Regions from separate parts of the Mus musculus genome. Here regions 2, 3, 4 and 5 are each linked to region 1. The links are chromatin loops, found by intact Hi-C in ENCODE. Cell type or tissue: left cerebral cortex. All regions are shown on one strand. Region 1 overlaps Dlgap1 (DLG associated protein 1). Region 2 has its middle 87 kb from the start of A730049N16Rik. Region 3 overlaps Dlgap1 (DLG associated protein 1). Region 4 overlaps Dlgap1 (DLG associated protein 1). Region 5 overlaps Dlgap1 (DLG associated protein 1).

Region 1 (5,000 bases):
ACGTAGACCAAACTGTGGAGGTTAGTACAGTGGCGCATCCAAGTATTGAGATGTGTGGACCGGGTGTGACCACATGGTTTAAGCAACAAATCAATGGTTCCCGTTTGACTAATCATTTTTTTAAACTTTGCAGTATTGCAAATGCATGTCTATGCTATGATCTGGCTTTTGCTTTCCATAGTCAGTATTCACCAAATTATATGGCATAAAAGCATTTTTATTATTAAGTGGATTTTCTGTGTCATGATTTTTGTCCAACCGTAGGCTAAAGTAAATACGCTGTGTATTTTAAGGAAGCGGAGGTCAAGCTGTCTGGGAGGTTACGAGTGTAAAATCCACTTTCAGGTTATATTTTCCGTGGTTTAATAGGCTATCACCTGCTATGACTGGAAGGGCATCTGAAGTGCCCCAGAAAGCACGCTAGAGCGAGACAGGCACACGGATACTGATGACAAAAAGACTATGGTTTTGGCTGCTTCCTCTAGAAAACGGTGCCAACGCGACAAGAATTTTTACTTCTCCAAACCACTCCACAGAAGCACAGCAACTAGAACAGCAAAAACAAAACCCCATGGCTGACTCAGTGATACAGAAGTACTAAACTGCATCACTTTGAACCAAATGTGTGTGTGTGTGTTTTTTTAATATTTGCAGATTGCATGAACTATTAGTTATACTATGGCATGAGTGGCTTTCCTAATGTGTTACAAAAGACAAAAGGAAGGCTGGGGGCTTCCTGTTACCGCCAAGAGACAGAGAAATTAAAGTCATCATAGCTGTCGCCACAAAGCTTGGAGGGTCAGTCTGGGAGGAGCAGTTGAAATCTCTCTGGCTATAGTATGTGGGTGGACATAGAGAACCCTGTGAGCTGGGATAGCCTGAGCCCAGCAGACACTGAAAAGGGGCTCTCAGCACACATCTTCTCTAACCAACCCCCATGTTAAGGAATAAATGTGGGAAATAGAATCCAAATGGAGCAGGAAGATGGCTTAGGGGGCAAACAGACAAAGAGAAAGGCCAGATAGATGTGACAGAAGAAGAGAGGCACCAGGAGGCATGTGGGGGAAAAAGGCTATGGAGAAGGATCCATTAGCCATGGGGTTACATTCCAAGGTCCCTGCTGGCTCCATGGGTACCACTGAAGTCTAGATGCTCTTTCTTCCTATACTCATACCAATGTTAAAGTTGAGTCTGTGAACCTAAACATGGTAAGAGATAAAATGTAATAATAAACCAGAATGAAATATATAAACAATACATTCATATTCATCTCTCTCTCTCTCTCTCTCCTTTTTCTGCTGACACGAAGCAAGTAGACTGTACAGCATAAATAACCTATAACCAGATGACTCATATCCCTGATTGGATGGACTCAGGCAACACAAAGGATTGATCTTAATTACAGTACTTAGAATAATACCTAATTTTAAACTTAGGAAATGTATTTTGGAAATTTTCCATTTAATGTTTTTGGCCTGCGTGTGACTATGGGTGGCTGAACCATCAGGAGAATGAGTCATAGATAAAAGGGAGATTTCTGTGTTTGTAAATGTGTCCTAAGAAGAGAAAAGACAGCCATAGATCTCAGAGCCGTCTGTAGTGTGGCATCTCTCACATAGTGAATGGCCAGTAAAGGACGCAGATCAGGAGCTGTGGATCTGTGAAGACAGCCATCCTGTCTCTGAACAGAAGCCAGTAACAGTGATGCCTTTAAAAGTGTTGCCCATGCCGGGCGGTGGTGGGGCACGCCTTTAATCCCAGCACTCGGGAGGCACAGGCAGGCAGATTTCTGAGTTCAAGGCCAGCCTGGTCTACAAAGTGAGTTCCAGGACAGCCAGGGCTATACAGAGAAACCCTGTCTCAAAAAAAAACAAAAAACAAAAAACAAAAAAACAAAACAAACTAACAAATATATATATATATATATATATATATATATATATGTGTGTGTGTGTGTGTGTGTGTGTGTGTGTGTGTGTGTGTGTGTGTGTGTATGCTCACTTTTCTAGGTAGACAGGGATCTGTAAAATATTCTTTACTTACCTAACGAGGGAGAATGAGACACACCGATAGAAATTAATGTTTTATAGCAATATATTGATATGTTAATAAAAAAAAGACTCACAGCATTTAAAAATAAACCTGTACCTTCGGGAAGAAGGAGCCAGACTAAATAACAGAGAGATGGTCACCAGATTCATCTCGTAAATTTTACTTTAGAGTCACATGAAGCTTCACATCATCATAAAACAAAATTCAATTGAAAGCAATCTGTAGGAATCAACGGTAAAATGAGAGCACTGTGCGTATCTGTCCAGCAGGTGGCGCAGCAAGGCTAAGAGGAGAATGCCAAGGGACTTCAAATTAAGGGCGACATGCATATCCCAAGCTCGCCATGCTTAGGCCAAACACACTGCAAGGAATTGTGAGCTGATTGTTATCCTTACCCCCGCTCGGGTGTCTCAGGATCTACTCTTACGGTGGTGTGTGTGCGGGGGTGTGTGAGTAGACACAGGCATCTTCAGAGCACAGAAAATTGACAAATGACAAAAGAAGATTAAAAAAAAAAAACAAAAAAAACACAAAAAACCCCGTTCTGCGCTTGAGTCTGAGTAAGACATACCATAAATTCATGAAGGTTGTTTTATTAGATAAGTGTTTCCTAGTTTCTGTTTTCAGAAGGATTTAGAAGGTGCTTAGACCCTCACAATGAGACCGTGGTCTCTGCCACCTGTCCGGCCAGAGATGGGTTCCTAAAAGAGAGATAGATTCAGTCTGGGGGCCAGGAACTTAAGCTCTTCTTATCCATACCACAGATATTATATATCTCTAATATCCCACAGGAAGATAATAGTCGCCGTCAAATAAGAGTACGGGTTTTTTTTTGTTGTTGTTGTTGGTTTTTTTGTTTGTTTGTTTGTTTTTTGTTTTTTTTTTAACTGTTTTGTGTTGAAAACGGGTTTAAATCTTTACTCACAACGCAACAACATAAAATACCACCAGGGGGCAGTGCTGTCAGCTAAGCGCTCTCTGGGGATTTCAAAGTGGCCTATGGGATGTGGTAACATTTCTCGTGCTGACTTCTGAAGTTTGCGCAAACTCTGAACTAGCTCATAATCTTTTCTAGAAAGAAATACCTTTTAACTATTCTTGCTGTTCCCCACCCCCCCAAAAAAAGAGGAAAAGTGGATATGGTTAAAAATAGTAATCATAAAATTTGTTAAAGGGTAGCAATTTCTAGTGTGTGCGGAAACAGCATGCAACTTGAAGCTGCATCTTCTTGCAAGCTCTGTCCTTTTCACACTGTCTTCCCAGCATCTTGGCAACTCTGTCGCTTCTGATATTACCTGAGAATAGTTTCTATTCTCAGCCTTCAGCTTTCTCTCTTAGTTCATTCTTAGTTCAACGCAACTCAGTTTTAATTCCAATTCAAAAAAATATGTTAAATAGTAAACTTGGATGTTAGCCCACTGCCTTATAAAAAAAGGAACAAACTAAAATGCCAAAACTAAAGAACAAAGCTATAGAAACTTACAATTTTCTAAAATCTTGCCAAGTTTTTGTTGTTGTTGTTTGATGGTTCAGTTAGGGGAAACATATCTTCTTTGTTTTTACTGTTTTGTTTTAAGATAGTATCTTACAGTGTAGCCCAGACGACGTCCAACTCATCCATCCTCCTGCCTTGGTTCAGCCATCCCAAGTGCTGAAACTGTGAAGGCGTGCCACCCTTCCCTGGTTTATAGTTCACTTTAAAAACACACCAGTCTGTCCACAGAGATTTTGTGCTAGAACATGTAGTGCTGGGCACAGACCATAGAGAATTCATATGTGGCCATAACAACAGCATTTGATGCCCGAGTCAAAATCTAGCTGAGTTCCGTCCGCAACCTCAATATGCAGTGACTCTTCCAGTAGACAAGCAACAACACAGTGTGTGTGTGTGTGTGTGTGTGTGTGTGTGTGTGTGTGTGTGAGAGAGAGAGAGAGAGAGAGAGAGAGAGAGAGAGTGTAACTAGACTCTCTGATTACTACATGAGCTGGGTTCTGAACTCCTCTCTGACCTACTTAAATTCCGATTCCTCATTCCACACAGTTCTCGTGATTTATTTCTCGAAGTCTGTGTGGAATGTGTCATTAGCAGCAGGTGGTGGGGGTGATTATGAAAATACGTGATTAATACCATTAATCCTGCTTGGTTCTGATTCATTTGCTCAGGTCTTTTGTACCTGGAATTTCAGTGGCCTAATCTCTTGGCATTTTATGCATAATAAGCAGCTTGCGATTCGGACGCATGTTTGTGTGACTCGAAATTTCAATTCATTGTAGTTTCTATCAGGATTTCGATAACTTTGGTTCCGCCATATCAGCCAGAATTGTGGGGAAGGAATCTCACTTACAATAAGGTTGCAATGAATTTAAACCAGGGATTATTTTCATATGCAGTGGACAGGCTGGAAGGAAAGTAATGGGAGAGGCTGGAATGCGCAGCACTGTGTCCAGTAAGAAGCTGTCACCGCCACAGGCCTATAGGGACAGCCAAGAAGATGACTAGTTCTTTAAGAAGCATAGTTGTGGTGTCCTCAGGAGCTGCTGTCTTGGATGGAACCACAGTCCACTGACAGAACACCAAGATGAGGAAGAACAGAGTCAGGGACACCCATACCTGCCTCTTCCCCTTCAGCAAGAGCCTGATCTTAGCCACCCAGAGAAAGAAGGGGACAGAGACCCAAGTGGTGGTGGTAGCCATGGAGAATCACAGACCCTGAAAGCTGTAGATCACCTCGGGGGGGGGGGGGGATCTCTGCTTTGATGTGTGTGTCTATTTGATTCATAACTTCCTCCCCAAATCCAAAGGAAGTGACCCTTTAAGGAAGACTTTCCTTAGAAATGTTAGGCATTGATGTTTCCTGCATCATGTCTGATGGCTTTTGTGTGGTTCCGTGGGAGACATCTGCTATTGCATAAAAATGTGGAGTTTAATTCTTAACATCATGTGACAA
Region 2 (5,000 bases), 870 kb before region 1:
TGAGGTTTACATCGGTACCTGCCTTGTTTTACCTGAAAAATGCTGTTTTGTTGAAGTCACCCACCACCTCTGGCTCTTCAAAACCTTCCTGCCTCCTCTTCCCTGAAGATCCCCGAGCCCTGGGAGGAAAGTATTGTATGTATGTCCTATTTAGGCTGAGAACTCTTCTACTGAGCTTTTTGCAGTCTCAGTTCTGGTTGCTAAGATGCCTGTGATTCAGTTATTTGCTGAAACCCCTATGGATGGCTTTGTCTGGACCCTGAAGCACTATGCTAACTCTGCTAATGGGGACCTGATGAGCTTGCTCACCTGGACACGGCTTAACAGCCCTTTAAGCCTCTTTGGCATCTTGTGAGCTTGTGCTAATATAGCTCAGAGAAATTGCACACAGAAAATCTCATCTAACCATCTAAGCCTGACATGGGATGGCTTTTCCTTTTCTTCCTGTTGGTTTAAAAGATGGCCAAACATATAATCATATCTGACACAAACCCTCCTATGTGTCAAGTCACAAACTGCGTTGGATAAGGCTTACTTAAGTCTTAAAAAATGAAAACTTGGTTGGTGGTGGCGCATGCCTTTAATCCCAGCTCTTGGGAGGTAGAGGCAGGCAGTTTTCTGAGTTCGAGGCCAGCCTCGTCTACAAAGTGATACCAAAGTGAAACCCTGTCTCAAAAAAAAAAAAAAAACCTTAAAAAATTAAAACTTGTGGTTGCTTCTAGTAATTGAAGAAGAGAAGCCATTTTGCTCTTTTGGATGCTGCAAAATTCAGGTTTGCAAGGGAATCCAGTATTTGAGCTCTGACCTGTCACCTGCATGGCATCTGTAGATCAGGCAGTGCTATCAGGGAAAGGATATTGAGGGGCTGGTACCTCAGAGCTCGGAACCTGGTCCATAGGTTGCTGATGGATGAGGAAAGAGACATGGCTCAGAAAATGTGTGTTTTTACTGTCAAAGATTTTGTCCCAAACCAATAGATATCTGTCAAGGACCTAGGAGGGCCTTGTATTGAGAGAAGACATCCAGAGAAAAGGCTGGCCCAAGGTTTGCACTGCAGATCAAATAAACATCTCTGAGACCCATGTGCTCCACACAAGTCACAGCTTTTAGTCCTCTGTTGGTGAGGAGCAGCACCTGATACGAGTAAGTGGTGTTAGGGCCTTGTCCTCAGTGCCCAACTCCCAGCCCAGGTACACAGAGCAGCTGACCAGGCCTCTGGAACTGGGGGCATGGTTTTGCTTGCCCGTTTAGCCACCGTGAGGGTTTCAGATCTTGCGTTCTTGGGGACCCATCTTCTGCATCACTTACCAGTTCCTGGAAGCTGTTCACAGTGTTGGTTCTTAAGGTTTGGCTTGAAATGGAAGCCAGCATTGCTTTAGTCTCTCACCCCCAGCAGGGGACCTCTAGACCCCCAGAGCCATCTGACTGTATCCAGTAAGAGAGAGGGAAGGGAAAGAACTCAAGAGAGGGATGCACCATACAGGCTCTCGGTCAGTAGGTCCTGATCCCATCCCATTCTTACACAGGCTCTCGGTCAGTAGGTCCTGATCCCATCCCACTCTTGCACAGGCTCTAGGTCAGTAGGTTCTGACCCCATCCCACTTTTCTGGGGCAGGAAGAGAGAAGCAGGAGGCAGACAAAGAGGAATGAAATAGGAAGAGATTTCAGGGCAGAGAAGATCTCAGATTTGAACTCTGTCTCTGATAGTCTGACCCATCTATACTGAATTTATATTATACTTGCAGAAGTGCATCCACTGAGAATATTTCTCTTCAACCTGTAGTCCTCTGCTCCCATTTATACAGTGGCTTCTTGTTAAACTCTTATCTGTTGCACAATATAAACTCTCGGTTGATATTCCACACAGTGAGTTCAAATTTGGGTGTTTCGAATCCTTTGAGAGAAGTTTCCTATTATCTCCCAAGAATAAGTCTTTCTTACCAGACTTTGTGTAGGAGGTAGGAGGAATTGCAAGCAATGGACACTTCAAGGACCATGTAAGTCATTAGTTCTAGTGTCTGAGAAAAAGAAGAATCACTAAACAAAAGGTTCAAGTGCAGACTAAGTGACCCTTGTTTGCAGAGTCCTCTACAGAGCCTAGCTAGAACACAATGGCCAGCCAATGTATAAGAAGACAGTTTTAGAACAGGATACTCTGAGCCGCGCCCAACGGGTAGATAGTGAGCTGGAACACGTGCTTTTATTTTCTATTACAAGAAGAAAGCTAAACTCCTTAGCTCTATGTAAGTCTGCTAAACAACACATCCTTAGTTCACAGGTCCACAGTGACAACTTTCTCTAAGGCTTTAGAAGCACCCAGGGGTGGTATAGTGCCTCGCCAGACACTTTTCCAGCTAGGCTGGTCAGAAACCCCAACACCACCAACTGAAGCTAACAGCAAGCAAGCATCTTTGTTGAGTTCCCAAGTGAGAATCCACAACATCACATGATCAATTGCTCTCCAAAGCATCATGGTGTCAATTAGATGCACCCCTTCTCGCTTCAGACACACAGAGATTCTGCTTATTGGCCTTGGTTGTCAAGGTCACAATGACCTTGCTAGGAAATGTGATCAAGGCAAGTTTCAATCCCCCTCCCCTCTCAAGGGTTTTACTTCTGTCTGTTTAGTGATGAGAAATGGAAACACTTGTCCACAAAAGGTTTATACATAATATTCTCAACAACCTTATGAATGCCCCAAACTGAAAATAGTTCGAAGTCTGCCAAGTTAGATAATATCTACAATTTGGTCTGTTTATCTAATGGGACAGTAGAAACAAGCAGGCAAGCACAAACTACTGATACTGACTCACAGGAGAGGGGAAAAATCCAGCTTATAATCCCCCACTTCAGCTGCTCCATGTGTGTAGGTTCTCATTTACAGGACCCATCGCCTTTAAAGGAAGGGAACACATTCTTTTGGCTATTAGATGGACATTTGTGCTCAGCCTCGGTGTAGGTAGTACATGTATCCACTAGATGGCAGACGTGATCTGGGAAGATCCATGGGAACAGTTGCTGCATTTCAAGGTCTCCCTTATATGCTCAGGGAACTGGCCAGCCCTAAGTGTAGCTGTCCAGCAACCATGGATGAACTGGGTCTACTTGAAAGGGGGGCTGGAAATGAAAAAGGACGGGCTGGCAAGAGAAGGATGAAGCCAAGACAAAGATTTCTGATCAAGGCTCAAACTTTAAATTTCAGCTCTGCGTTCATGTAGGCAAAACCCACAGACCCATCCTTTGTTTCAGCTGGATTGAGTAGCAAAGCAAGCTGAGCAGGCGGTCAACTCCTCAAAGCTCTGGTAGGGAACTGCAAATGCGGTGAGGCCAGGACCCACTCCAGCCAAGTTGTAAAACCTTGGAGGGTTTGTTTAGCCTTAAGTGTAAGGGCACACTTAAGATTGGCAAACGAGGACTCAATGGGGCATGACCTTAGCCAAAATGGAACCTAAAGGGACCATCTCCAGTAGATAGACAGAGCCCCCAGTGGAGGTAAGGGGTCACCAACCTACCTTCAAACTTTTTGGCCCAGAATTGTCCCCAACTAAAAGAAATCCAGGCACAAAAATGGAGCAGAGATTGACAGAAAGACCAATCAGTGACCTGTCCATGCCATGCACAGGTACCAAAACCCTGAAACTATTCCTGATGCCATGTTTTGCTTGCAGACAGGAGCCAAGCATGGCTTTTGAGAAACTCAACCAGCAGCTGACGGAGACAGATGCAGATACTTTATAGCCAACCATTGGACTGAAGTTGAGGACCTCTAATGGAAGAGTTAGTGGAAGGATTGAAGGAACTGAAGGGGATGGCAACCCCATAGGAAGAACAACTAACCTGGACCCCCTAAGAGCTTCCAGACCCTAAGGCACCAACCAAAGAATATACATGGGTTGGAACATGGCCCTTGGCACATAATGTAGAGAGGACTGCCTTGTCTGGGCTCAGTGGGAGTCTAATCCAGTAAAGACTTGCTGACCCAGGGAAGGGGGATGGAGGGTGGTTAACTAAGGGTGGGTGGGTGAGGGGGTGGGGTGGGTGAGCACCCTCTCAGAGGCAAAGGGGAGGGGGATAGTATGAAAAACTCTTGGACGGGGTGTAACATTTGCAATGTAAATAAATGAAACAATAAAAAAAATAATCCTTTTGGGCTGAAGAGATGGTTCAATGGTTCAAGCACTGACTGCTCTTCCAGAGGTCCTGAGTTCAATTCCCAGTAACCACATGGTGGCTCACAACCATCTGTAATGGGATCTGATGCCCTCTTCTGGTGTGTCTGAAGACAGCTACAGTGTACTCATAGAAGTAAAAAAAATAATTTTTTAAAAAAATTCCTATCCCCTTTGGGGCCTACAATCCTTCCTCTTGTTGTTCCATAAGAGTCCCCAAGCCCCATCCACTGTTTGGCTGTGGGTGTCTGCATCTGTCTGAGTCAGGTGCTAGGTGGAGCCTCTCAGAGGACAACCATGCTAGACTCCTGTCTGCAAGCAAAACAGAGCATCATTAATAGTGTCAGGGATTGGTGCTTGCGCATGGGATGGGTCGGTTATTGCTTGGCCATTCCCACAGTCTCTGCTCCATCCCCCATGCCTGCATTTCTTGTAGACAGGATGGTTTTGGGGTTGAAAGTTTTGTGGGTAGGTTGGTGTCTCTATCACTCCACTAGGGTTCCTGCCTGGCTACAGGAGGTGGCCTCTTCAGGTTGCATATCCCCAGTGTGGTGAGTCACAGCTAAGGTTATCCCCATTTATTCTGGGGTACCTCTTCTACCCCAGGTCTCTGTCTCATCTTAGAGCTGACCTCCCCCTTCCATCAGTTGCAGATATCCACTCATTTTTCATGGCCATTGAGCTGTCACTCCTGACCTTCCCCACACCTGATCCCGAATTCCCCATCTGCCCTCCCTCCCAGTTCCCTCCCTCCATCTGCCTCTTATGACTATTTTATTCTGCCTTCAAAATGAGATTCAAGGTTCCTCCCTCAGTCTTCCCTCTTGTTTA
Region 3 (5,000 bases), 250 kb after region 1:
AGAAAAGCCCTCTCTAAAAAAATTTTAAAAAGCCAAGGACTAGGGATATAGCTGACTGGTAAGATTCTTCCTGCTATGCACAAGGACCTGATTGGATTCCTAGTACTAAAACACACATTATAAAAACATAAAAATAGGGGCTGGCGAGATGGCTCTTCCAAAGGTCCTGAGTTCAAATCCCGGCAACCACATGGTGGCTCACAACCATCCGTAACGAAATCTGATGCCCTCTTCTGGAGTATCTGAGGACAGCTACAGTGTACTTGCTTATAATAAATTAAAAAAAACATAAAAATAAATGCACTTATAAGTTGTGAATTTCTGGGACTTTACAGTTAACATCCTGTTGAGTATAGGTAACCAACACCACAGAACTGAGGTGAGACTGGGGTTCAGTGAGGGCCTCCTTTCCTGTCCTTCTTGCTTCTGTAGCCTTGGCCTTGGAGTCCCAGAGCCATTATCTGAGTCTGCTAAATTTCTCTATGCACCCATATCAAATGTCACTCAGCGGGCCATTAATCAGCATTATTCCCGCATCTCCACTGTACAGGCTTTCTTGGGCTTATGACCATACTTCCTAACTCAGAACCAGGATTTCTGTTAAGTTCTCATACTTTGGGGCTGGAGAGATGATGGCTCAGCAGTTAAGAGCACTGACTGCTCTTCCAGAGGTCCTGAGTTCAATTCCCAGCAACCACATGGTGGCTCACAACCATCTGTCATGGGATCCAATGCATTCTTCTGGTGTGTCTGAAGACAGCTACAGTGTACTCACCTATCCATAAAACAAATAAATCTCTAAAAGAATTTCTCATACTGTGTTAGATTCCCATTCATAAAACACTTGAAGTTATCAACTTAAAGTGGGAAAGGCTTAGTTTGGTCCATGTTTCAGAGATAATGGTTGATTTTATCAGTTAGCTCATGTTTTTGGAGCGTGTGTTGGTGAGGCACTTATGATCCCACATGACGAGCCAAGGCAGCCTGGGAAACCAAGGAGCTGGCATCCCAATATATCTTCCAGAGACCTACCTCCAATGACCTAACTTCCTTCCGTTAGATCACACCCCCTGAAGGTTTTGCTGTCATCAGTAGTGCCATAGACTAGGGAGCAATCATTAGCATAGGGGAGGGGAAGCTCTGTGAACATCCCAGAGGTCCAATGTGGTATGTATCTAGAAGCAATTTGGGTAAGAGACCTACCTGTCTTCTGCCCTCCCCATTTGCCTTTGCTCTGGAGCTGTGGGTGTGTGAACCCTCCAGGGAGGCCAACAGGAAAGTCCTGAGCTTGGTCACAGAAGGCCCCATCTGTGTTCATCTGTCAGCAGATTCAGGGACTATGGAGACAAGTCCAATGGCCACTTTGCTTGCCATCCAAACCAGAACATTTCCTAAAGTGGAAAAAAAAAAAAGGAGTCCTTAATAACTGTACTAGAGTAACTGTCACTTTAAGTCTAGAGTTGTATTAACGTTGGAGGGTGCATCATAAAAGCAGGTCCTAGCCCTCCTTTGCTGAAGGCACTCCATGAAACCATGCTCTGCCCTACCCCCACCCTCACCCCACCCCCACCCCACCCCCATTTGCTGATGGTTCAGAGCAATCATCTCTTTGAGCACTGTGTTTTTAGCCAACTGTCAAGGCAAACTCCTTCCAGCAGATAACGCGAGTTAAACTGTGGCCAAAGTAAATAGGCCAGACTCCACTTACATCAACAAGCAGTCTGAAACACTGAAGATGGTTCCTTCCTCAAAATAAATCAGATTAATTCGTTCATTTATTTTAGATTCTCTTCAGATAGCCTCGCAGATGGTTTGCGAAAATCGCTATGCCAACAAGTCTGTCTGGCCCAAAAAAATTAAACCCTACCATACTGTGTGCCTTTGTCTTCTAATGAATATCTGCATTTCTTAGTTGGAAGGAGTGGGGCATGACTGTAGACCCAGCACCTGAGTGGTAAGATCCTTTAAGGCCAGCCTGGCCAACATGGGGACCACGTTCACCATCTTAAAAAATATAGGGGCTTATGAGATGGCTCAGGAGGTGACTTAAAGCCAAGCCTAGTGACCTGCATTTCATTCCCTAGGACCCACATGGTAAAAAGAGAGAAACTGACTCCCACAAATTGTTCCTTGGCTTCTACAAATGCACCATGGTGCCTGTTTGCACAGATGCAAAATGAATGAATGAATGAATGAATGAATGAATGAATGAATGAATGAAATTTTTTATCTGAATTCCCTTTTCCTATTTGTTGATCACATTCTCCCTTGAATTTTGTGAACTAAATTACAGAAACAGTTCTTTAGAGTCACACCTCTGTCTTCTCTTACTTTGTTCTAGAATCCTCAACTAGAGAACTCTAAAGGTTGATTATTCCTGTTTCCATGTTAGCTGCCCAAAATATCCAAAAGACTTCAAAGACCAACATTAGTAAGTCCTGGAAAGGTTTGTCCTAATTGCAGGCATTCCTCCAGGTCTCCTGACAGCAACTCAGAAACACCCAAGTAAAGATCTAACAGGGTGAAGGTTAACCCCAAGTGGAGATTCCTCCCAAAGCAAAGGCCCTGCGACCCCCATGCTGCTCAGCTGGGATCATAAACCCGAGCACACACTCTGACGTCTTAATTCAGTTATTTAGAGGGAATTTAAAAGAAAATCTAGTGATGGGTTCCCAAACTGACCGTTTCCCTCTGAATCATGGAACTAAAATTCTCTTTAATGAGAGAAAGAGAGCACACACTCCATGAGGAATCGAGTCCAGACAACCCCCAACTTGGGGGGGGGGGGGAGGCCTCCAGGGAGCTCTGCCTGTTGCTCCTGGGAAACACCATAGGGTGAGTCTGCAGGCCACCATCCTCTCTGTGAGCTCGGCATTTTGCTTTTACATTTACAAAGCAGCCAGAATGTTCCTGCTGGTGTCACTGCCCAAAGAGACCCATGCCTGGTGCTAGGGGAAACTGTCAGATCAGAAGCCTGAAGGGGACTTTGTGAGAGGAATTTGGGCAATGTAGGCAGAAGTAATCCCAGCTGTAATCGCTGCTTGGTCGCGCGCAACGTCGCCCTCTGGTGGCCGCTATGTTTATGTGCATGGGAAAAGCGTGAACACCAGCCGTGGAATGTGTCCATCCATAGCTGGTGAACTTCCAAACAGCTATCTCTGCTAAAGGAGAACAAGAAAAAGCAGTTCCTCACTCTGAACACTCCTGACACTCTCCACACGCGTTCAGACATGCAGACAGTCTTCCCTCTCGGAGCGTCTCCGGCGATTTCTGTCTTTGCTGTCACCCCGGTCACTCCGCCTCGCCACGTTTACCTGTAGTTCTTGTGGTTCTCTCGCCATTATGATCATGTTCTCTGACCTTTTCCCTTATACTGCCCAACAGCGTTTGAAATCAATACAGTAATATTCAAAACTCAAGGATGAAAGCCTGCCAGCTCTCGGGGAGTTTAACCCTTGGTTGGGATCACTCCAAACACCTCCCCCCCCATCCCCGTGTTCCCAAACCACAGCCTTCCCAGCACCTTAAAGATTCTGCACATGGAGGGACTTAAGGCTCCAGCAGCATATGTAGCAGAGGATGGCCTTGTGGGACATCAATGAGAGGAGAAGCCCTGGGTCTTGTGAAGGCTCGATGCCCCAGTGTAGGGGAATGCCAGGACAGGGAAGCAGGAGTGGGTGGGTTAGGGAGCAAGGGGAGGTGGGGGATGGGATGGGGGCTTGGAGGGGAAATGAGGAAAGGGGATAAAATTTGAAATGGAAATAAAGAAAATATCTGATTAAAAAAAAAAAAGATTCTGCAGTTTGGAGCCTAAGACCTTTTAGTGCTGGGGATGCCTCGATCCACCATCTGGTCCCAGGGTCCGTGTCCTCTCTCCTAATCCTTTTCTTAAATGGTTGCAAGCAACCAGAATCATCCAGCTTTCACCTTCTAAAGTCCTGTGGTGGTCTGCTACCACAAACCCAAAAGTACCCACCCCATAGCCTTTGCTTCTGCTTGTCCTGGCAAGCGGCCTGATCACTCTAAAGGCACAACTCCCACCTTGAACTCTTTCCTGGAACTTTAAATGCAGTGGGGCACCACAACTTGAGCTGTTGAACAATGGAGGAATCATGACCCTGTGCATAATCATATTCCAAGTTGCCATGAGTCGCTTATGCTGAGCTGGGTTTCCCTTTTCTTGTGAGATAACCATCTCATCCCCACTACTCTGACCCGCTGACATCTAAGCCGTGATTGCTTCCACATTAAGATCCATTTCTGAACTAGTTTCTGTTCTGTGCAACGTAATTAAAGGTTGTACATTTTCCACCACGCAGATTTATATATGTGGGAAAGAAGAAAAGCAAGTATGAGAAACTACGTTTCGCCTCATGTTTCTCCCTTGACCTTAGCAGTGGCTTCTACTCTGAGGAACCAGAAATCCCTCAAGTGAAGAGCTGAAGAGCTTTAGTGGCCATCCCAGATGCTGGCTCTGTTGCAGCCAGACTGATGGCTTTCATTACCATGACCAGAGTCTTGAGATTCCGCATGCAGAACTATGGAACTAGACCATGGTCCTGCCCGTCTCCCAGCCCCACTTCATCACTAGCTCTGGAACACTAGACAAATCAGAATGTCGGGGTTGGGGGAGGGGATACATCTTCATTTCCTACAGGAGAAGGGGAAAGTTGACGAAGTTGGTTAGAGACAGGAGTTGAGCACAGAACTCTGCAACAGGACAGTAATTGGAGACTGGTTGCTGAGGGGCTAGCGAGCAGCTCCGCATGTGAGCATCCGGGTCTAACACGGAAACCCTCCACTGCAGAAGCGTCGGCTTCCCAGGCTAAGCCTCCGCCAGGGTAAATAGACGGGGAAAGGTCCTGAGCAACCTTGAAAAGCAGTGGTTCTTGATCTCACTGTGCCTCGACACCAGATGCTCTGATGCCTGGTAAAAGAATAAACTTCTAATTAAAATGACAAAAATTGTGTTTGAACTCTGGAGGCCATAAGAACCTTCA
Region 4 (5,000 bases), 93 kb after region 1:
TGAAATTTTAAAAAGCATTTCACAAGGAAAAAAAATTTAGGGAACTATATCGAATAACTCGACCAAGGGCACGTAGCAAGATGGCAAATCGACTGCTATTTTCCCTTTAAAGTCTGAATTCTTTCCATTCACCAGGGTCAATCCCTACCCTTTCCACATACAGAAAGAGGACCTATATCGCATGCCCTTTATGTGTTAGAAACCATCTAGATCTCCTTTAATACTCAAAACAACTTTAAAAAAAGATTACATTTGCTTCAAATATTTTCACTTTTTCTCAAACAAAAATGGAGTTCCATTCTGATATTCATGTTCACTGGTCGTTGATATTTTTATCTATTTGCCTAACAAATTCGTATTGTACTCATCCTCTTTCCCTTCCACTATTACTTCTTCCCAGGGTCTCCCTTTGCTTTACAGACAAAGCTGACAGAGACACAAAAGAATGCAGAGTAGACAGGACAGCCAACAGCTGACCCCAGGTCTCTCCAGGTCTCTAATATGTTTCAGATGTAGATGTTAACGTATGGTTTATTTTATTGTCTGTCTTCCTCTAAAACAAACTTGTGTGCATTCGACCTGCAACATGCCCATGCCAAGAAAAGAATGCCAACATGGAATTAGCCTGCCAGCAGAAAGGAAAGCAAAATTCCCCATTTGATTCCAAACTAGATGAGTAACCAGTGAATTACTGAAGAATATTAATTAATACATAGTCACCAAATGGAATTTAAGTATTAAAATGCATCTTCTGTCTTTGGAGAGTTTCACACAGACTGAAGTTAAGGCAGCTTCTTGTCATGACTGTGTTGAGAGCTGAGGGGTCGATATGTGTCTAACCTGTGACTGACAATGACTGGCTTGCAATCACTGTACGCTGTAATCAATATACTCAATGGGTAATATGTGCTCACTCACAAGCTGTTTTAGTTAATTAAAAAAAAAGGCTCCCCATTCCCCCAATATTGTTATTTTTAAATGTCAAGAATCAGATGTCTGCCGTTGGGAACTGTTGTACAGCTGCCAGTGACTGCCTGTATCAGGGCTTGGAGCAAGAGCATGGATTTGAAGACATTAAAACTGTTTAATTCTCAGCTGAGATGTGGTTGGCTTTTGTACATTTGGAATAGAGCATTTATGGCACACCTCAGGGTAAGTGCTAATAGTTAAGTAAACAGAATAGGCTTGGGGGAGGCTTGTTTTCTTTTTCTTTTCTTTCTTTTTTTTTTTAAGTAGAATTCTTGGTTGTGTTTATGCCTCTTTCTATAAATGTTCTATGCAGAGTGAGTGGCATATTAAGCCATTCGGAAGAGAAAGGTTTTAGATTTCCAACTGTTTGCCTAAGAAGAAGAAGAAAAAAAAATCCCTTCGAATCTTGTATTTAGCATTCATCCTTCATCCAGCGGCAGAAACAGGAAAGGGGAAGGGAAACCTCTCCCTCTCCGTGGAAGTAGAGAGACACACAGAGGGAGCGAGCGAGAGAGCGCAGACAGGATCGAGGAAGCCAGAGCTCTCAGAGATGAAGCTGTAGGCAACAAAATGATCGACCTTTTTAAGGCTGAGTGGGTTTCTTCAGTTTGCGTGCAAGTTTCCCGAAATGGAAGGACTGACCAGGTTTGGGTATAAACAACTCTTTTGTTACTTTGTATCTGATGGATGAGAGCTGCTGCTTTGGAAGTGGTTTTTGCAAAGGCAAGAGCGTAAGGAGAGTTTCAGTTGTGCTGTTATTTTCTTTCCTCTCTGTAAGCAATGCTTAGTGTGTCGGGAAGAGCTAACAAACTAATGGATGTATAGACGGTGTGAATCAGGTGGGGACATCAGGTGCCTAGAAGTCATTCTGCCTGGGGGCTTCTTGAAATCCTGCTTCCTGTGGTCTTGTTGAGTCTGATGAGGGACTAGAGGATGTAAATGTCTGCTGATTGGAGTGTAATCGGTCATTTTTCTGACCAAGAATCTTCAGCGCTTTATCTTCCTTTTCAGAATTTAATTCTCTGGATGATGGGATTGTTGTTGCTGTTGTTGTTGTTGTTGTTGCTGCTGTTGTTGCTGTTGTTGTTGTTTTGGAGCAGTTTCTGTTTTTGTCTCCTCTGTTGTTTGCATGATAGCCCGCAAAGATCCCTAAAGAAACATTCCCAGCAAATGTGAGCTTAGGATTTTATTTTAAAATGCAGGTACATTTATTTTTCAAATCTGTCTCAAGACTGTTTCCATCTTTGCCTGGTGGGAGTTTTCTTTTTGTGACTGAGTTTTTTTCTTTTCTTTTCTTCTTTTCTTTTCTTTCTTTTTTTTCTCATCTGAAAACTTAAATTATACTGCTTCAGATTTAACTATTTTATATCAATTTTATAACACTGCAATTCTGCTTATGATGTGAGTAGTTGATTTGCTGGCTGCCTTGTCTAAAAACCTTGTCAACCACATTAATAATTTTTTTTTAATTTTTAATTTGTATTGCTAAGGAACTTGAGTATATTTTATCTGTGGCTTATACAATTCCCTCCCTATTTTTCACTGATCTTAGAAGAGATGCCTCTCCACAGAGACACAAGGACAAGGTTACTCTGGTTAGGTGCTAACTTAGAACATGGGGGTCCTGCCCACCTACAGCACCCTGGCAATTCTGCCACTCTCTGCCTCTACTCTGATTCTCCATGCTTCTCAGAGTTGTCTCTGTCCTATTAATAGGGAGTGAAGAACAACTGGCAAAAATACTCTAAGAAATCAAGAGTCCAGAAAGGGTCAGCAGAGGGAGATGGACATTATGAGATAACAGAAAAGCCCTCTTAAAGGAAACTTCATTATTCTTGGTCAACAGCTTGATGTCCTGATATCACTGTTACTGGGCAGTAAAAGCAACTGGTGAGCCACAGCCAGAGGTTTCTGTAAACATTTGTAAAAATCCAGCCCTGGACCACTCAGCAGCCATACACTTGGTTTCTCCTTTTCTGCTCTCCCTGGAGCTCTGCTTAGTTGATGACAGTTAAAGATGACAACTAAGGGCTTACTGGTCTTTTGGACAAAGACTCATCTTTAAACTCTAGTGCATTTGAGATTGTAGCATACAAGACTTGACAGGGTGACATGTGACTAGCAGAATATATCAGTTTCTTGTTCCAGGTGTGTGTGAGTGTGTGCACATATGTGTGAGTGTGTATGAGTGTGAGTGGGTTTGTGCATGTGTGTGCATGCCTGTGTGAGAGTGTATGTGTAGATGTGTGTGTGTGCATGTGTGTTAGTGTGTATGAATGTGTGTGTACATATGTGTGAATGTGTATGTATGTGTGTATGAGTGTAAGTGAGTGTGTGTGTGTGCGTGTGTGTGTATGTGTGTGTGCTTGTGTAAGTGGTCTATGTAGCACTGACACACTGATTTTGGTTTGGAATTAGGTTTTATTTTTCTCCATTTTGGAGTTCAGTGTCTTTTAGTGGATCATTGTGACTTAGAGTTTAGTGCAATCAACCTTTCGATTAATTAAGCTCAGTATCATTTATTTTTGCTCACTTTGGAAGAGCGTGTGTTGCTAGGGTCCATGGCCAGAGAACACAGGCAGGATTGACTCATGTGGAGTTGCCATGTATTATGACTCTAAGACACAGGAATCTCAAATTCCATATGTTTTAAAATCACAATACCACTTAACACATTTTCTGTCATTTGCCAGGGAAGTTTGGTGGAGAGGGAAAAATCTTCCCTTTTCAGGCATAATTAAGTTAATGTTCATAATCTGCATTGAGTTATATGACATTGCTGTAGAGAGTACTCATTCATCTGAAGAGTTAAACCCATACTTTTGTCTAAAGGGACAAAAGCAGATGCAGTTTTAGCTCTGCTTGTAGGACCCACTGACCTAGTTCTCAAGACCCTCACCCCCACCAGCAGACCATAACATGTCACATGAGTGGCATCATGACACAGAGGGCATTTTTCTTCTACACACACACATACACACACATGCACAAACCCACTCATACACATGCACATACATACATATATATACACACTCATACACTCACACACACTCACATACTCTTTCTCTCTCTCACACACACACTCATATACTCACACACACCCACTCACATACTCTTTCTCACACACACACACTCATACACTCACACACACTCACTAACACACTCACTCACATACTCTCTCTCTCTCTCTCACACACACACACACACACACACACACACGTTCATCTATGTTCTTAGGCTAGAAGGACAGTGGGAATGAGCTTTGGTTTCTGTCCGTGAACAATTCCCAGTTGGAATGATTTCCAAGTTAGCGGATTCTTCAACACTTGAGCCCTCTCTCTGTAACTGAAAGAGCATGACATGGGAGTTATTTGATTAATGTTAACACAATCAAAAGAGGTAACAGGGAGAACGGTGCCCAGGAGGGCATCATATATTCCTCATGCTTCTTTGGACCAATTTCTTATTTCTAGAATTTGGATTCTCTGGGGAATCACCTTCATAAACAGAGAAGAACTTTTTTTTGAAGCTCTGATCCTACAAATGTAAGAAAATACAGGGCTCGCCTTTAAAGATGCTCCTCTTTGTTCCTTCAAGTCTAATGCTGTGCCATACTTGATGTCTGAGCCAAGGAGGCTTCTATACTGAGTTTTCTAGATACGCAATGTTTACTTCATATATCTTAGACCACTGTTCCAGTCCCTTCAGAGTTTATAATCATTGTTCTCCATGAACTGGAAAGCTGAACCCATGCTGATGAAATGGAAAAACTACCTTTGAAGCATAGTAAGGCTTATTCTGTACACGGGGGTGTGGATCCACCTCACCTCCGCTTAGGCACCTGGCCTCCCACACGCCTGCATAACACATGCATGCTTTTGAGGTCTTTGATCTCTGATTTATGAAATCAGATTTTTTTAATTGGACCATTTCACAATAGCCACAGAAGAATAGCTATGAGGTAAGGAACCTCCCCCTCCCCCTTCTTTTCATTGATCCAAGTAAAAAAGGCATTACCTTACCTTTCCCGT
Region 5 (5,000 bases), 200 kb after region 1:
AGAGAGGTTTGCCTGGTTGCTATAATGGACAAAGACTCACATACTCACACATCCAGTACAACCTCTGATGGCGATTCTCTCACAGTGAGGATGACCGTCACTGCCTCTATCCAGGTTCACAGCACAATGGACCCAATTTACAGACTCTCTCTAGCTTTTAAAAGTAGACTTAATTTTTCAGCTTTTAAAAGTAGACTTAATGTACCTATGGGTTCAGGACAAAGTTGAAGAAAAAATACAAAAGATTCCCATATCTCTCTTGTCCCCACCCACAGCTGTCCTCTCCACCCCACCCCCTCCCAGAGGCACGGCGTACTGTTAGAATCCGTGGCCTGCTCACAGACCTCATTGATACGGCTCATCTTTCAGCTCACACTCCATCTTGTGCATTCAAAAGGCTTTGCAAACAAATAATGTCATATCCAACAATTGTCAAGTCATTAAAAAAAAAGTAGTTTCGCTGCCCTGGAAATCTGTTTTCTCCCTTCTTGGGTGTCTCTTCCCCAAGTCCTTCACGATCATTTACCCAGACTCCCTGCCTAGTCTTTCTCCCTCTAGAATAAAATAGTCGAATATCTTATTTGCTATTTAACCTTCTCCACTCTCTTTACTTAGTGGCAGGCATGAAAAGTCCTTCCATGACCTTTCAATGTCTGTAACTATAGCTGTACAGAAACCTCTGCTGGTCTTTGGTGGTCCCACATACACGTGTCCGTACACACAGAGAGACACACCACATAAGCACACACATAAATAAAACAAAAAACTTAAAAAAAAAACACTATGAGGAAAATAAAAATACCAACTCATGTTGGAATAATGGGGTCTCTCACCAGCAACCCTAAAAGCAGGAGAGCATGGAACAATGTATTTCAAGCCCTCAAAGCAAATAATTGCCAAGACTGCTACATCCAACAAAGCTAACATCTAAAGTCGACAGTGAAAGAAAAGATAATTTAAAACAAAGACAAAGGAACAAAACCAGAGGTCAATAGCAAGGAAAATAGCAGACACTCCACAAATTCTTGGAGACGGGGCAATCTCTGTTGAATGACAAACGTAGATTTGAAGAAGTCGGGAAGGAAATGTTATAACTGCTAGAATTAAATGAAAGCCAGACTTGCCAGAACTTTCTGAATACAGATAGGCCGTTCTAAGAGGAGAGTTCGGGCTGCATGTCAGTGCGCCCACTGAGGAGATTTGGCAGCAAGGGCTGGGTATCTACACTTGCTCTTGCGGTTGACTGCTGGTGGTTCCCTTAAGGGTTTCCTTCTGAGGTAAAGAGAAGTTACTTCTATGAGGGTTGGGAGCTACACTCATCTGTGGGCATGAGGACAGATGCCCACAACACAGTGCCTGCACCTAAGACTCAGGGAACACTGTGGGAGAAGGGATTGGAAGATTGCAAGAGCCAAAGGATCAGGAAAACTGCAGTGACATTGTGTCTCCAAGGAACCACAGGGAAGCTACATTCATGGAACCCAAACAACATGGTGGCCTAAACCAGACCTGAAAAAGTACAGCACCAACTGAAATGCTGGATGTCATGGGGAACCTAAGAAATACTGAGACCAGGAAGATGTCTTCTTCAGGGATGAACCCCCAATAAGTGATCAATACTAGTGACCAGCCCTGAAACCACGTATACACAAATAGCAGTATACAGACTGAGCAGGACATATTTATATATTTAAACACTCTTTGTGTGTACATATAACTATATGTATATATGATAAATATATATAATTTAAGACATACAGTATATATGTCCTGATCAACAGAATTGCCCTTTAATTAAATAATAGAAATAGGAAAGTCCACAAATATTTAGAAACTATAAAAATGAATTGTACATAGGCCAATGAAGAGATGCCAGGGAAATAAATATATAAATTGTGTTTGTGTGTAGAGAGAGAAAAAGAGAGAGAGAAAGTAAGAGAGAGAAGAGAGAGAGAATAACGATAGCAACTGAAGAATAGGACATGATTCTGAGAGAGAACAAGGGAGGGTGACTGCCAGGCCAACCATGACTACATAGCCAGAATTCCTAACATAGAGATGGTTGGGGGGGGGGAGAAGGGGGAGGAGGAGAAGGAAGAGGAGGAGGAGGAGAGGGAGGAAGAAGGGAGTCAGAGACACACAGAGAGAGACAGAGACAGAGACAGAGACAGAGACAGAGACAGAGAGCAATAAGAAAACCTTTGCTGCTTTTACATCAGACCCCATGGTAAAACAATAAAACACAGCACTGCGTTCATACTTCTATCTACTTTCAATTTTGTGTCTTCCTCTGAAGGCTGTTGGCCATTTTTTGTCCTGAACCATAGAAATGTTATTTCGGGAGTGGGAGAGAGTCTGGGGCTGTTTTACCATTGGATGCTTATCTTTTCAGCAAAGCTGGCCATTGCTAGTTAGAAGTCTTCTGCGGCACAGCAGGTGGTCACCCTATCTCAGCCTGGGCATCAACTCTGCTCAGGAGCTACTTAAACCCAAAGCTTTGTGGTTTAACTCCTTATCTGTAAGGCTTAATCCTCATGTGACGAATGGAAGCCTTAGAAAAGATAATCACAGAAACTCAAGTTCCTAATGTCCTCTGACTCTTTCATGAAATCACCCATGAAACAAACATTTTTTTTTAAACTGAGTGAGAAAATTACCCTGCATTTTTCCCTGAAGGTTCCTCTGTGGCTGCACCAACCACTGCTAATTCTTCAGTATGCACCACCCCCTTCAGGCGCTTTCTGGAACTGACACTCCAGCGATGTCCTGGAAACCAGAGTGCGTCACCTTGGAAACACTCCAGTCTTCCTCTAGACCTACAGTTATTTTTTCCCACCACTGGGCTTCTATTGGGCACCAGAGAGAGCAGGACAGAACATAAGCGCCTCTTTCATTAGAGGGGAGACAAAGGCCGGTTCATGAAGACAGCAGAAGAGGAGGGCTCCCGGGGTCAGAAGAGGGAAGGACAGAGTGAGTCTTAATAGTCTAGCCTGGCCCCCTGAAAGAGGAGCTTTGTGCATTAATTCTCTCCCCTCGGGGCTCCACAGCACTTGCGTTTCGTGGGCTTTACTCATTGTGATCTTGGAATTTTCTGCTTCAGTAGTGTACAGTCTTTAATTCTGCTGCTACCACAGCAAAGAACATTTTAACCAGAAAGCTTTGTCCCTTTTCATGTGTTAGTAAAAGGCTCTTCAGTGATGCCTTGCGGAGAGGTTAATCCATATTCAACAGGTGAATGTTATTGTCCTGGCTAGTTTTAGGTCAGCTTGACACAAGCTAGAGTCATTTTGGCAAGAGGGACTCTCAACTGGGAAAATGCCTCTGGAAGACTGGGCTTCAGGCAACCATTTTCTTAATTAATTATTGATGTAGGATGGTCCACCTCATTGGTGGATGATGCTACCCATGGGCTGGTGGTCCTGATTGCTATAAAAAAGAAGAAGAAGAAGAAGAAGAAGGAGGAGGAGGAGGAGGAGGAGGAGGAGGAGGAGGAGGAGGAGGAGGAGGAGGAGGAGGACTGTGTAAGCCATAGTGAGCAAGGCAGTAAGCAGCACCCATCCATGGCCTCTGCATCAGCTCCTACCCCAGGTTTCCATCCTGTTTGACTTCCTGTCTTGACTTCCTTCAATGATGAACTATGATGTGAAGGTGGGAGCAAAATCAACCCTTTCCTTCCCAGCCTGCTCTTGGTCATGGTGTTTTGTCACAGCAATAAAAACCCTAAGACAATTCTCTTTTTCATTCTCTATGGCCCAAAGCACAAGAAATTAGTATAATTTACCTCAACATGAAATTAATACAGGTGAATAGAACTCATCTTTTCAACCCCAAAGGGCATAACTGGGAAAGCCAGCAAGACTAGTTATTATTCTCTTTGTACTTAATTGATTGAGTCGGAATGCATGTGGACATTTAAATACTGTTTCTATTCAAGTGATAGTGTATTCACAGATCACATTTCTGTTTTGCTCACAAAGCTTTGAAAGTGTGTCCCTGCCTTGTACTATGGGCAGTTACAGCTCGTGTTCAAAATCTGTGAAGTAGACAACTCTGCATTTCCTAGAAACTGTTTTGTTGTTGCTGGGATGAATGAGAGCTTACTCCTCTGAGTTTCAAAACCACCAAGTCTGTACAGCTAAAGCTGAGGGAAAATACAGTGGGTGTGTGTGCCTTCACCTACATTCAGTGTTGCCTTTCAAATGCCTTTTCCTGTGGCTACCTCTGGTTTTCTTGTGTCTTAACAGCCAGTGCCATGTAGGCAAGAAAGGGACAGTGTTCAGGGAACCAGTCTGGTCATTAAGAGTCACTTGCCTTACCAAAGACATGGAGAAGAATAATCAGGGAATGCCAGCCCTGTCCTCTCTCCTCCTGCCTTCCTTGACTTCTATCTACTGCAGCATTGACCAACTCTGAAGAGGAAACTGATTCAGGGTCAGCACAATGTGCTAACCAGGTCCGCGAATCCACTCCTGACAGCAGATCCTTAACATCACCCCTGCTATACACAGAGACCCCAATTCACTAGGACCAAAGTTTGAAATATTGGAAAGTAACATGAGTCTACTTACTCCGGCACAAAATTATCAATGTCAGATGTTTTTTGGTAGCTTGTACTATCTCTGTTGGACGTGTCCAACCACATAGCAACACCATGTGTTTACATGCATGTACAAAATTTACATGCAAGACCTATGATCAACTTTATGTGCATGGACCTGTACAACTCGTGTGTGCGTGTGTGCATGTGTGTGCGTGTATGCGTGGTGTGTAGTGTTTCGAGTGAGTTTATGATTTTCCGTGTTTTGCACTATTCATCCCTCCCTTCAGACGCATGCAGCTGTAGACCAGACATGCCTAGATTGTCTGCAAGTGCAATGGTTCTGAACCAAACTTCCATCTTAAGATTCTGTAAAGCACATGGAGCTACAAACGTAGCATGTGTCAACACGAAAATATATCCTTTCTCCAGTTCTCTGGTTTCCCTTCCTGCCTCCCACAGT

The links. A loop is a pair of places that touch in the nucleus more often than their neighbours do. Peaks named below come from ENCODE experiments on the same cell type or tissue, not always from the same donor. Only the 100,000 strongest peaks of a DNase experiment are listed, where the experiment ranks them.
Region 2: it touches region 1 in a loop (2.9-fold over the local background); 2 of 42 quality-filtered maps call a loop at or near these places.
Region 3: it touches region 1 in a loop (4-fold over the local background); 10 of 42 quality-filtered maps call a loop at or near these places.
Region 4: it touches region 1 in a loop (9-fold over the local background); 7 of 42 quality-filtered maps call a loop at or near these places.
Region 5: it touches region 1 in a loop (8-fold over the local background); 24 of 42 quality-filtered maps call a loop at or near these places.

Annotation. Positions count from the first base shown.
Region 1 is chr17:70,427,569-70,432,568 of GRCm38, forward strand. All of the region lies in intron 1 of Dlgap1 (DLG associated protein 1), which reads left to right. Among named protein-coding and RNA genes, the nearest start is that of Dlgap1, 5.3 kb to the left of the region's middle. In left cerebral cortex, CTCF peaks have their summits at 2,318 (motif pointing right) and 3,003 (motif pointing right); DNase peaks (open chromatin) are centred at 529, 2,339 and 3,015; H3K27ac peaks cover 1,072 bases.
Region 2 is chr17:69,560,361-69,565,360 of GRCm38, forward strand. No RefSeq gene overlaps it. Among named protein-coding and RNA genes, the nearest start is that of A730049N16Rik, 87 kb to the left of the region's middle. In left cerebral cortex, CTCF peaks have their summits at 2,968 (motif pointing right) and 4,302 (motif pointing left); a DNase peak (open chromatin) is centred at 2,991.
Region 3 is chr17:70,680,944-70,685,943 of GRCm38, forward strand. The region is part of intron 5 of Dlgap1 (DLG associated protein 1); the gene reads left to right. Gm36746 (a long non-coding RNA gene) reads right to left here. Exons shown (of 5, transcript XR_003952404.1): 2 at 1,204-1,391. Among named protein-coding and RNA genes, the nearest start is that of Gm36746, 34 kb to the right of the region's middle. In left cerebral cortex, a CTCF peak has its summit at 3,071 (motif pointing left); DNase peaks (open chromatin) are centred at 1,842 and 3,064; H3K27ac peaks cover 1,316 bases.
Region 4 is chr17:70,520,649-70,525,648 of GRCm38, forward strand. All of the region lies in intron 2 of Dlgap1 (DLG associated protein 1), which reads left to right. Among named protein-coding and RNA genes, the nearest start is that of Gm46581, 84 kb to the right of the region's middle. In left cerebral cortex, no CTCF peak of the experiment used is centred here; DNase peaks (open chromatin) are centred at 980, 1,518, 2,679 and 2,994; H3K4me3 peaks cover 4,455 bases; H3K27ac peaks cover 4,534 bases.
Region 5 is chr17:70,630,922-70,635,921 of GRCm38, forward strand. The region is part of intron 3 of Dlgap1 (DLG associated protein 1); the gene reads left to right. Among named protein-coding and RNA genes, the nearest start is that of Gm46581, 26 kb to the left of the region's middle. In left cerebral cortex, a CTCF peak has its summit at 2,743 (motif pointing left); DNase peaks (open chromatin) are centred at 1,269, 2,758 and 4,220; H3K27ac peaks cover 3,798 bases.